2 separate regions of the Homo sapiens genome follow, and region 1 is linked to region 2. A link is a contact called in ENCODE Hi-C or POLR2A ChIA-PET data. All regions are on one chromosome and are shown on one strand. The core of a region is the stretch at or near the end of the contact, and the rest is flanking DNA. Distances in the headings are between cores, read along the strand shown. Region 1 overlaps DCAF5 (DDB1 and CUL4 associated factor 5). Region 2 has its middle 190 kb from the start of RAD51B-AS1.

What was found. Hi-C counts contacts between places; a loop is a spot of excess contacts on that map. ChIA-PET counts read pairs that join two places held with the same protein, here RNA polymerase II (POLR2A).
Region 1: a loop to region 2 is called in a map with no recorded cell type, with 11 times the contacts of the local background. The contact joins two enhancer-like sites. A Hi-C loop is called at or near these places in 1 of 37 single-sample maps with no recorded cell type. POLR2A ChIA-PET finds 5 or more read pairs at or near these places in 2 of 52 experiments (BJ and activated CD4-positive, alpha-beta T cell).

What each region holds. Positions count from the first base shown.
Region 1 is chr14:69,048,215-69,054,265 of GRCh38, reverse strand. It overlaps DCAF5 (DDB1 and CUL4 associated factor 5), which reads left to right. Exons shown (of 9, transcript NM_003861.3): 9 at 1-3,385. The coding sequence ends at 409. Among named protein-coding and RNA genes, the nearest start is that of ACTN1-DT, 72 kb to the right of the region's middle. RefSeq lists an enhancer at 4,953-5,453. Within about 2 kb of position 4,470, at least 13 of the 41 ENCODE cell types and tissues checked have a DNase peak (open chromatin) inside an H3K27ac peak, as active enhancers do.
Region 2 is chr14:68,490,889-68,497,504 of GRCh38, reverse strand. It overlaps a transcript of RAD51B not described here. Among named protein-coding and RNA genes, the nearest start is that of RAD51B-AS1, 190 kb to the left of the region's middle. Within about 2 kb of position 1,929, at least 4 of the 41 ENCODE cell types and tissues checked have a DNase peak (open chromatin) inside an H3K27ac peak, as active enhancers do.

The DNA.
Region 1 (6,051 bases), core at 3,221-5,720, 550 kb before region 2:
CGGGTCTGGCAACTGTCCCAGGACCCAGTCTGATGACAGTGAGGAGAGGAGCCTCGAAACCATCTGTGCCAACCACAACAATGGACGCTTACACCCTCGTCCCCCTCACCCTCACAATAACGGGCAGAACTTGGGGGAGCTGGAGGTGGTGGCCTACTCTTCCCCAGGACACTCAGACACTGACCGTGATAACTCGTCCCTGACAGGGACACTCCTACACAAAGATTGTTGCGGGTCTGAAATGGCCTGTGAGACCCCCAATGCTGGAACAAGAGAGGACCCCACTGACACCCCAGCCACAGATAGTAGCAGGGCTGTTCATGGCCACAGTGGCCTCAAAAGGCAACGAATTGAATTGGAAGATACAGATTCAGAGAATTCCTCCTCAGAGAAGAAATTAAAAACATGATAAATACAAAGGGAAAACAAAAAGCTACAAAAGTAGCCTTACAAAAAAAAAAAAATTGTTTAGTGAATACAGAGGAAAGGAAAAACAAGTATTAAAGGCACATGAAACCAGGGCCTGAAATTTTGTGTCTGATGCTGCTCCCTTCTATCCAACATTCAACAACGGGTCTGAATGTCTAGCTGGCCATTGGCTTGTGCTGTGTTAAGAAAGGGGAAAAAAAAATAACCCAAGTGACTCCTTTCTAGTGAGACGTGAGCGTAGTGTGCCGCGCAAGGCTCTGTGGAAGTAAATCTTTGTTGAGACGTTCGACTTGTTCTTGTGTACGCACAATGGCACGTGTGCGCTTATTGTCTCATAAGACCTTCCTTTTAGTTCTCCATCAGAAAGGACCTATGAATTTGTACTTTTTGCCATCTCACCCTGTTTACATGCCATAGGTGTTCTGGTCTGGATGATGGGTGCCTGTTAAATCAGGTTGTGCTGCCAGTGAGTTGTAGATTTATGCTGGAAGAATGGAGAATGGAAACAGGCCTTCAGCCCATTGGCTGCGCTGGAGAGGAAAGCATGGTTCCTTTCTTAAAGAAATCTTCCATGTTTTCTCTAAGTAACACTTCTTTATTGAGCATTTAATGTGGACATACTATAAAAAAGAATTTTTAATGCTAATGAGAGGTTTAGCACTTAAGATCAGATTCAAGAGAATATAGATTCCTGATAAATTTCACTGTTTGCAAATTGAGCAGTGCTGCAACATGTACTGTATGAAGGCCATAAAATAGAGCTAGTCATGGATAACAGACTTTAACCAGTTAGGTGCTAGATCCTAAGAGGCACTCACAAGGCCAGCAGGTGCTTCCTTGGCTCCCATGATCGATCGAGGCATAGTGAAAGAAGGGCAAAGACAGCTTTCCAGAGCTTTGTGCTCAGGCTACTAAAGTAGTTGTTATAGGTGTGTTAACGAAGAAGCTTAGTGAGGAGCAGAATGTGGTACTATATTCATTTAACTCAACCCAGAACCATTGGTCAGAATTGGTGGGACTGGCATCTTCCCTCAGACTTGCAGTTGATAGAGGCTGTGGTGTTCTCACTAGACTTTGCAGAGCAGTAGGCATCTCAAGGTAACAGATTCTTATTGAGTAGGTCTATTAGGAGTCAGAAGGTGTTGGGGAGGAGTCTCTGGCTTATGACTCCTGGTTCCCATTAGTCTTAAGTCTTCTGGTTCCCATAAAAGACTCAGTTTTATTGAGGTAGATACAGGTTTAGAAGAGAAAAGAGCAACAGATTTTCAGCGTTGCAGTCACTCGGTTATCTATGAAGGGTTGTGCAAAACAGGAAGGTCTGGGAATGACCAGATATCTTGTTGGCATAAATGTTATGAAAAGGCAGAATACTGGCAAGAAATGAGGAAGAGAGAGAAAAACAATATAACTTTCTTGAGTGCAAAGGTGCTAGACAACTAGGAGCCCAGCTGGGATTGGTGTAGGGAGGGCCGAACGCTGACTAGTGTGGCCTCACTGCCCCAGGCTTCCTTTCAGAGGAAGGCCTGTCCTGCTGGAACTGGAGCCAAGGGGAGGCTGCCTATGAAGGCAGAAGATGTGGATGAATTCAGGCACTGGGGGTGGGGGGGTTATTTATAAACACAAGGTGGTTGGTTTAAGCCAAAAGGAGATACCATCCTGATAAGCTCTGTGAAAGAGAAGATGTGCCTGGTGTGTGTAATGCGGCTGGGGTATGAAAACACTGAGAAGGAGATGAAGGAGTGTGTGTAGCATGGGGGTGTGTACAACTTAACACCTGGACTTTTACTGGGGGAGTGGGAAAGTGATTCTGTAACCAACATTAGAATTACTTTGGATTTGTAATCAGATTGGTTCTATGATTTGTCTTTGACTATTCACAGATAATTGTAAATGCTGGTTTTATAAGCCCAAGTCATTTTACATTTGCTTTTCCAAAATGTATTAAATTGGAATTTTTTAATCCTTTATATACAAAAAAAATACGATCACTCAGTGTGTGTTTCTCTTCCCCTTCTTAGTCAGCACACCCAGTCCTTTATTTTATTCTATTCTATTTATTTTATTTTAATAAGTACTTAGCCTCTTCTGACTTCTCAAAGGACAATCGGATACATATCTTCCTGAAAAGAAGTAGTTAAAGTTCCCTTGGGAACTAGCTACTTGGTAGTTACAATTCCCAAATGCAGAACTTGGTCTTTTCATGTTAAAAGCCTTAATCTCATTTGGGTACTCAAAAGAGAAATCAGAGTTTATTCTGGTTAACTTGAGAAGCCAAGAAAGATCATTTTTAGCAAGTATGCCTTCCATCCTTGGCAGAGGCTTCCCAGCATCCTAGGCTCAGCTTACCGGGTGATAGGCCCCATAAGACACACACATGAGCAGGGTGAGAAATGCTTGCTTTATAGCTGCTCCACCCTCATCTCCAGAGATTTTGTGTCTATGGTTGTGGGTCTGGAAACCTGGCAGGAACCACTTCTAGAGTACCTTTGCCTAAACTCTTTTAGAATTGAGGCCCCAACTTTGATGGCACATTTAATACCCAATTTCTTCCATAATAGATATTTTTAATAGCAGGACAGATGGCACTGATTAGATCAAGAACTATTTGGAAGTGCCTCTTATGTTTTTTTCCTGCATTCTGTACATAAAGTTTTAAGTGGCAGGTCCAGATATGTAAAATCATTTCTCTCTATTTTCCAGCTGGTTTTGTTAATGATTCTCTAGGACAGCAGGTAAATGAGTTAAGTTGTTGGCTTGGGGCAAGTGAAGTTTGTGACTATGCTTGATTTAATAAGCTGAGAGTCTCTTGTTTGTCTGTCAAGGTGCCTTCCTCTGCTGAAGCCTTACCTCCTTCTCACCCAGTAACGGTTAACTCTTCTCTTGTGTATATGCAAATAAACCTATTATTCACTTCTCACGTCTTCCTCTTCTCTTCCAGGGAAGACTTGGTTGCTTAGACACCTCTCCTTTATTTCTTTTCTGTTTTAATTCTTGCCTAGTTGGAAACTTGATTGAAAGCTATGCTGAAAACTAGAAGAAAAACTGCAGTGTTCCACATCCATGACAATGGTCATTGTCACTTTTAGGTATTGGGACAAAGGTCACATCTGGACAACAAAATGCAGGGTAGGAGGAGGTATTTATTTGTTCTCCTTAACAGGTTTAAAGGGACTTAAGATAGCGAGACTCTGGAACTGATAATTTTATTAGTTGGAACAGAGGGAACAATGCAGTGAAGTGACATTACAAACAGCTCCCAAAGAAATATTTTCTGATGTTTCCAAATACCAAATTGCATTTCCTGCCTTGCTCCAGGCATGCACTGCAAACTTTTTTCTAAAAAAAAAAAAAGCAAAACTCGTATCTCCTGCCTGTAAAGCTGCCTGCTACAGTTAACTGAAAAATTCTTGCCAACCAAGGCTTGTCAGGAAAACAGACGCTTCCAAAGGAAGACTGTCCTTCCCCCATGACCTAAGCAAGACAACATGCCATGATTGAAACACCAAGGTGAAGTAAGGCTCAGTGAGTCCCAGCCTTGCAGCAGCAGGATAGTGGTTTTGAACAAACTGTGTGGTTCTCAGGTGGGATATTCCGATCTGAGTGCTAATTTGTCCTTGAGCACTCATATTGGAATTAAATTACATGAATTCAAATAGTTAAAAGTAATTTTGAATTTCTCAGTGATGCTTCTCACATGCAATAGTGCACGTGGATCGAAAACCTGTCTGAATCCTAACTGCATTTCATTGTTAGAACAGTGGTGGTAAGATGCTTCTCAGAATGGAGGCTTAGAGGCAAAGCTTAAACTTCCCTGTGCCCTGCACTTAACATTGCCTGGATAAGCAAGAGGAGTTACTCTGTTCAATTCACAACAGGATTTACTCGAATGTGCAGATGATCTAGCAGTGCTTATCTGCAAGATGGTCACGTTGTAAGGAAACAGGATATCTAATGTTTCAAAATACTGAAGTTGGGAAATGACTCCTTTGGGCTTATGGCCCAAAGCCATGAGCTTGTGGAATATTCCAGCCAAAGTACAGAATGCTAGCTTAGAAGTCTATCTGCCTTTGTTAGTTCCCCTACTAAAGCTGGGAAAGACAATAAAGCCCCTAAGATATCCAGGGGCTCACCCAGACTCCTTAGGCATAAGGGAAGTTTTTGTTATCTAGGGAAGCTGGGAGGGAAGACATCTGGGGGACGGGATTAGGAAGACTGCAAGGGAAGAAATAAAGTGCTAGGTGGGTCCATTAACTTCCTGGATCCACAGAACTAGCATTCAATGTGCCATGGGACTGGCCTCTGAAACACTTGGTCATCAAGATTCTCCAACCAAAATCCCCCAGTACATATGCTCCTCAACTTAGGATGGGGTTTTATGTCTGATAAACCCATCATAAATTGAAAATGTAAGTCGGCCAGGCGCGGTGGCTCACGCCTGTAATCCCAGCACTTTGGGAGGCCGAGGCAGGCAGATCACGAGGTCAGGAGTTCAAGACCAGCGTGGCCAACATGATGGAGCCCCATCTCTACTAAAAATACAAAATTAGCCGGGCGTGGTGGTGCATGCCTGTAATCCCAGCTACTCAGGAGGCTGAGGCAGGAGAATCGCTTGAGCCTGGGAGGCAGAGGTTGCAGTGAGCCGAGATCGTGTCGCTACACTGTAGCCTGGGCGACAGACAGAGACTCCATCTCAGGAAAAAAAAAAAAAAAAAATGTTGTAAGTCAAAAATGCATTTAGGCCAGGCGTGGTAGTTCACGCCTGTAATCCTAGCACTTTGGAAGGCCAAGGCAGGTGGATTGCTTGAGCTCAGGATTTTGAGACCAGCCTGGGCAATATGGCAAAATCCCATCTCTTCAAAAAATAGAAAAAAAATAGCCAGAAGTGGTGGTGCACAGCAATAGTCCCAGCTGTTCGAGAGGCTGAGGTGGGAGGATCACCTGAGCCTGGGAAGGTAGAGGCGGCATTGAGCCATGATCGCACCACTGCACTCCAGCCTGGGCAACAGAGTGAGACTGTCTCAAAAACAACAACAATAATAAAAAAAAAACACGAAAAAGCCATCATCTAACCTACTGATTGTCATAGCCTAGCCTACCTGAAACGTGCTGAGAACACTTAGCCTGCAGTTGGCCAAAATCACCTGGCAACACAGTACACTGCAGAGTATTGGTGGTTTACCCTTGTGATCAGTAGCTGGCTGGGAGCCAAAACTTGCTGCCACAGCCCAGCATTATGAGCAAGTATCTTAATGCACATGTGGCTAGCCTGGGAAAAGATCAAAATTCAAAATTTGAAATACTGTTTCTACTGAATGCATATCACTTTCACACCATCATAAAGTCAAAAAACTGTGTCGTGAGTCAGGGACTGTATAATAATAATAGAGGTCAAAAAATGCAGGATTGAGGCCAGGTGTGGTGGCTCACACCTGTACTTGGAGCACTTTAGGAGGCCGAGGTGGGCGGATCACTTAAGGTCAGGAGTTTGAGACGAGCCTGGGCAACAAGGTGAAACCCTGTCTCTACTAAAAATACAAAAATTAGCTGGACGTGGTGGTGCATGCCTGTAATCCCAGCTACTTAGGAGGCTAAAGCACAAGAATCACTTGAACCTGGGAGGCG
Region 2 (6,616 bases), core at 680-3,179:
GAAAGTTAAAAAAAAAAAACCTATGTGTTCCACGAACACAACCCAACCCTTGCTCTCATTCCCATTTCCTGTTCCCTGTGTGCCCATTGTCAGTGCCATGGTATCAAATCAGTGCCCATTGTCAGTGCCATGGTATCAAATCAGCTTATGATGCAGATTACTGTTGGGCTTGTTCTTGATCCTACTTGTGAGATACATCCTCTAGAATTCCATGACTTAAGCTGAGTCTACACAGTAGCAACCAAATGTTTTAGCAGAGAACGATGGGTGTTTCACCACAAGACTCTTTCCCAATATTTTGTTTCTGTGGCAGAAAAGCGGATTTTTCTTGGCAAGATGAACAGGTTTGCACATTTATCTGTCTCTAGGAATTTCCATAGGCTGCAAGAAGAAAAAGAACATGAGTGTCAAGATACCTAGAAAAAGATGTTGAAGGCTTGCATAAAGCCTACTGAGGCTAAAACTGTTGTTTATTGAAGTTATGGGGAAAAAAGTTCATGCCCCCATTCTGTTTGTTCCAACCTCATTTGAAGAGTTGAGAGAGAACTTGTAGTTTCGTGCTTCTAGAACAGAAAAGATTTGGAATTTCAAAGAGAAAAATGCCCATAGGGAGAACTGGGGACATGGAGATGCCCTGTGTTAACTAGGGCAGAAAGTTGTAGTCTGTTGATGGAACTGTCATTTACTCATGCACCTGAACCCTTGAAGTCATTCATGAGGGTGGAAATCAGCTTCTTCCAAGCTCCTGTTAATGTTGATATTTTGACCTCCTCCTATGAATCACGAATGTTCTTAATGGAATTCATTCATTCACTGCATATGGTCCTGCCATGCGCCAGAAGGCAATAGGCCAGGCCACTGGATGGAGAAGACCCCATCCCTGCCTTGCTGCATAAGCAGCTCAGTGAAAAAGCCAGGCAGACATACCAGGAACATCACAGCCATACGGCAAGTGCTCAGACAGAGGTATCAGGCCATGGGAGCACCAAGGAGTCACTGCATCTGGGCCCTGTCAGAGGTGGGGACAGTGGACCCCAGTGTTAAAGGAAGATGGTGACAGGAGACCAGCATTACAGGCAAGTAAGCACAGCATCCACATTGGCCCAGAGGCATGGACACAGGTGGCATATCTGGGGAACACTGCTGCAGAGAGGAGAGGAGGGAATATGGCTACAAGAGGAGAGGAGGCTGCCGGGGCAAGTTGGGGCCAGGCTGGAAAGGGTCTTACATTTGACCCATTTTTTCCGGTGACTTTTTCCTTTTTATAGGAACAACAGCCAAATATTTGTCATAAATCATTTTCCTTCATCCTGTCAGTAGCCCCCTTTTACCGATGAATACACTGAGGTTCAAAAAGGTTAAGTAATTCCAAAGAGGGATGGACACATCACCGTTTGTGCATGTTTGACACACTGTTTGTCAATGACTGAGTGGTTACTGCTGGGGGAAGGCAGGATGGAAGGATGGGACCAAAAGGACAAAGGCGGCTTTAATTGCATCAGTAACATTTCATTTCTTAAGCTGGGTTTCGGTACATGGATGCTCTTTGTGCCTTTTTGTGTGAAATTTTCATAATGACTCTTAAAGCCACTGGACTTGCGTGTTAGGGCAGCATCTTTGCTTGAAAGGAGGCAGTGTCTGAGGCTGAGGGTCCCTTGAGAACACAGGGGCAGCCCTTAATATCCAAATGCTTGATGGGTTTTTCACTGTGGTTAAGAGGTAAGTCACTATTTATTCCACCTAGTCAAGGCCTCAGAGCTGACACTTCTACAGAAAAAGCAGGACAGACAGGTTTGATTCTCCTGGTTCCCTTGAGCAGGAACTGAATGTTTCCCATCTAGGGGCATATGAGCAGAGAGGAAGGGGTCTGAGCCCCACAGTGTGTCGTCAGTTACCACTTCTACGCGCTTGGCAGCCCGTGCTTCGAGTTCCTTTTCAACTGCGTTTCCCTTCAAGTTAACACTGCTTCCTCCGCTAGAGCATCCTGCCCCTCCAGCCTAGCCCTGAGAAGGAGACCCAGCCCCCTGCCTTCCTGGCATGCAGAACTTAAAACAAGAGCTCTCTGCCATCGGACATCCTTACCATTTCCAGCTATTGAGTATAATCAGGTGTGCCAGGATCTGATTTCAAAGCCAAAAGCAAAGGGGCTCGGAGGAATCCTCTCTCGGTTGCGCCAGTGGAAGACAAAGGGGTCTGAACAAACAGGATGCACTGAGAGCTGTAGAGAGCACTCCCCAGCAAGTGGGGTGGGCAGGATGCAGGGTTGGAATAGTTGACCTGTAAGCCTGGGTGTTGGCATGTGAGGCAGTCATGCCCAGGAGAAGCAAGGCAGGGCATGAACAGATGCTGATTCATCTGACAGCCTCTCTGGATGGTTCCTGGTAGACAGTCATGCTCTTCCAGGGCCCAGGGAGTTATATAATCTCTGCCTGAATAGAAGATCCCGACTCTGGCCGTTCACCTTGCAGAGAATGCTGACATTTCTAGAAATCAGAGAAAACCCACTATGCCTTGTAGGGCAGATGAGCAGTACTCAGGAATCTACAAGCGAGTCAGAACTGATGCGCTGTGGAGCTGGAGAAGACCCACTGGTTGCACCCCAATGTCTGGGTCCTGATGGATCCATTTTTTTCTGTCCCTGTTTCTATCTCTTATCACATACTCTGCTTGCTGGGCTTGGGAACCTACATCTAGTAAACTTTCCCGATCATTAACTGGATAAAGAGTTAAAAGTCATTCCAGAGAACACGACCCTTCTTGGGAGGCTATAGTCCGAGGGAAAATTTCAGTATTTCCTTTCTCTTTCTCACTGCCCTCATTTTTATATGGCAGGAATTGGAGATGAAAACAAATGTAACAAACCCGACTTGAAGGCAAACAAAGATCATCAAAGGCAACAAGAATAGGAAGCAGCTTACAGTGGAAAGAAAGTGCCCATCTAGACTGACGCCTCACTGATGGTGAAACTTAGTGGTGCTGCCCCAGTTCACCGTCTTTCAGAGATAGCCTTGTTGGTGTTTTCAACCGGGGGTGCTTGGAGTATTGCCCACAGACACCTCTGACTGTTAGAGTGCCTCGGGGAATGCTCCTGGCATTTTCTGGATGAGGCTGCAAGTACAAATGTCCTCCAGTACACAGGATAGTCACAAAACCGAAGAACTACCCCCACCCTTTTTCTAATAGAGCAGTACTGGTGAAATTGGTCATTTTTTTTTTTTTTTTTTTGAGACGGAATCTCACTCTGTCGCCCAGGCTGGAGTGCAATGGCGTGACCTCAGCTCACTACAACCTCTGCCTCCCAGGTTCAAGGGATTCTCCTGCCTCAGTCTCCTGAGTAGCTGGGATTACAGGCATGTGCCACCATGCCCAGATAATTTTTTTTTGTATTTTTAGTAGAGACAGGGTTTCACCATGTTGGCCAGGCTGGTCTCAAACTCCTGACCTCAACTGATCCGCCTCCCTCGGCCTCCCATAGTGCTGGGATTACAGGCATGAGCCACTGCGTCCAGCCAGAATTGGTCATTTCTGACACTCAGCTGAACCTCGAGCTCCTCCAACCTGGAGCCTTTGAACATGAAACCTATAGAGAGAGTCTCTGAAAAGAATCCAATTCTAAAGGCCACTGTTGGTTCTAGATGAAATAAAAAGCACACAGAAAATGAAAACCCGCCTGACATCTATAGTTCATCAATTGCCTTTAGAGGCAACTCTTATACAAACTCCAAAATTCCCAAGAGAAATTCTAACCTGGCATAAAGCATTGGGAGATTTATGGATATGCTTTCTCCCAGGGCTAGAGTTCTGGGAACCGGAGACTCAGAGGCTGCCTCTCGGCTTCTATAAAATAGGTCTGGGACATACATTAGGTTGTTTTGTCCCCATACAGTGTAAATAGCTGACGCGTGACACTTCAGCAATGGCTAAAAAATAAAATCCGAGCTAATCGTGGGTATATGGAAAGCACAACAAATGTGCAAGTTGCAAATGATTTCTATCTATGTAAAATGGCAACATGATTGGGGCTCTTCTTTAGTATGGCCAGGGTGGAAGCTGAGTATGAGGTCCTTGGGGGAATTCTAACTACATGAAATTGAGTAACTAGGGCTGTTTTTTTCTTGGAGGGAGCAGGGAGAAACCAGCAGATACCATCCAGATTTTTCTTAAAAGGAGAGACTTGATGAATCCATCATTCTACTCATAAGCAAATGCCTTTCACAAAGAATGTGAATTCTAGTGAGATTTTGAGCACAAAGCTGCAATGTCTTTGAGAACTTGATTTATGATTCAAGATGAACTGCAGCTAACTCTGGGGTCATTCGGCCGGGGGGATGGGAAGGGCAGACCCATTAATCAAAAGGTAGCAGGGGACCCCTCCAGGTGAGCCAAATGCACAAAGGGAGGAAGTGAGTCCAGGTGGAGAAAGAGACCCCTCCCCTCATCTCCGGTGTCGCTGGGAGACAGCTCTGCTTCAGGGAAGCTCGGAGGGATGCTAATGTACATTCTCTCAAAGGATCAGAGAGGCTGCAGCTTGTCTGAGAAGAATTTAAATCCTGGCTCTGATCACGAGCTGTATGACATTAAGCAAGCTATCTAAATCTGAATCTTGGGCCCTTCCAAGATGGGGATAATGGTACTTGCCTCAGAGGGTTGTTAGGGAAATAAGCAGGCATTTACTGAGTACTTAATACATGCCAGGCTTGGTATGAGGTCCTGGAGAGACAATGGTAGAAGGGTTGACAGTTTCATGAAATCACTTCTATAGTTCACTAGGCACAGACACTGCCTATCATTTGGTAGCTGCTCAACAAATGTTACTTCCCTTCCCCTTATAATCTGTACCACTAGGCACCTGCTATGTGCAAGCTATTGTGTAGGCCCTTGGACCTGACATCAAGTAGCAATTTGTAACTTCAAAACTGGTTTCACACACAAGAACAAATGTCAGCAGTTTTTGCACTTGCTCGTAGAGAGATAGCAGGAGGGATTTTGAGCTCACAAATCCCTTCAGTTGTAGCAGCCCTTCTTTTATTGATGTTATATCCTGGACTTCTAAGAAAGATCCAACCTATTTATTGCAGGTCATTAATATACCTGACACTGCTCTAGGTGCTTAAGAAAAAAATGAATAAATCAAAGACGGCTGCCCTCCAGGGCTTATATGGTAGCAGAGAAGACACAGAATGAAGGGTAAACATTGTGAGCTATTGATTATTTATTACCTTGTATAGCGATAAGTACTTTGGGAAAATATAAGTAGAGCAGGATGGGGGTAAGCAGAGCGGGTTGCAATTTTAAGTGGGTCAGTCTCATAGAGAAGGTGATATTTTAGCAAAAACTTAAAGGTGAGGGAGTCATCCATTATGTGAGGAAAGGAGGTGAGGGAGTCAGCTATGGTACTCTGGAGAAAAGGGTTCCAGCAAGGGTTCAGAAGTGCAAAGGCTCTAAGGTGAAAGCCTGCCTGTGAGAGGGTTCAGCTAGGAGGCAGTGTGGCTGCAACAGGTGAGCAAGCGAGGAGCTGTGAGAGGCGAAGAAGCAGGTGCCGCTGGAATCGGTGGGGCTTTCTAGGCCTGTGGAAGGACTCCACTTTCACTCTGAGTGAAAAAGCGTTACTTGAGAGTTTTGAGCAGACGAATGGCATGATCTGATTTATGTCTTAAAACTGGAGAGGAGGTCATAGACTCAGGCTTAGGCCTTCCATGAAGGTTGGAAAACCAATCATTTATCTACCCTGTCATCTTCACAGGCCCCCTGGCATGAAGATTAGGCAGATTATTTCTATTCCCATTTTACAAACTGGGGAATTGGGACTCGGGAAGGCTATGGGCATTCTCTGAGGGCCCAGAGCTGGAAGGTGGTAGGCTGGGGACTGAATTCTTGCAGTGCCCCCCCACTTGGACTAAGACGGGTTTCTGGACACTAGGAGCTGTCTGCTCCACAGTGTCCATGGGCTTTCATGCATCCTTGAGGATTGTTTTGGTGTAGAGAAAAGACCAACTGGGGCTACTTTGGTTTTTGAAATTAATATTTATTACATGTTGTTACATGTTGAAAAAACTCAGTTTTCTTTTAGGCTTTAAAGTGCATCTTATAAATCTTATTACATTCTAGTTATAAATCGTAAATGGTCAGTGACAGTTTGTGGATGATGTCCTCACATTTCAAAAGATCCTTCCTTACCTTATGCCTCAATAACGAACATGATGCGTTGCACCTAGTATATCCCACATCATATATCTCAGAGTCAATCACAACAGAAAGGAGGAGGAAGGGCGGCTGCGGGCCTGGGGTTGGAGTGCAACTTGGCCAGGCACTAATCCATGACCAGGGCTGGGGCTCCAGGCCTCAGGGTCTGTGGAGTGGGCTTACTGGCAGGCACTGGCCACTGGGCAGGGTGCCTTAGGAAGGACATTGGAGAGGCATCCAAATGTAGGAAGAAAGGGAATGTTTTCCCTTTCTCTATCTCCTAGCTCCCTTTTTATCCATAACTCTGGAGAAAAATTTGTGACTACAAAGTTGTAGGCTAGTTTTGCTTCTACCATGTTAATGAGCAGAGGCTCCAGGGGCAGTTTGACAGTGTAAGGCCCCTCTGAGGAGGCCTCCCATTGCTTATCTCAGC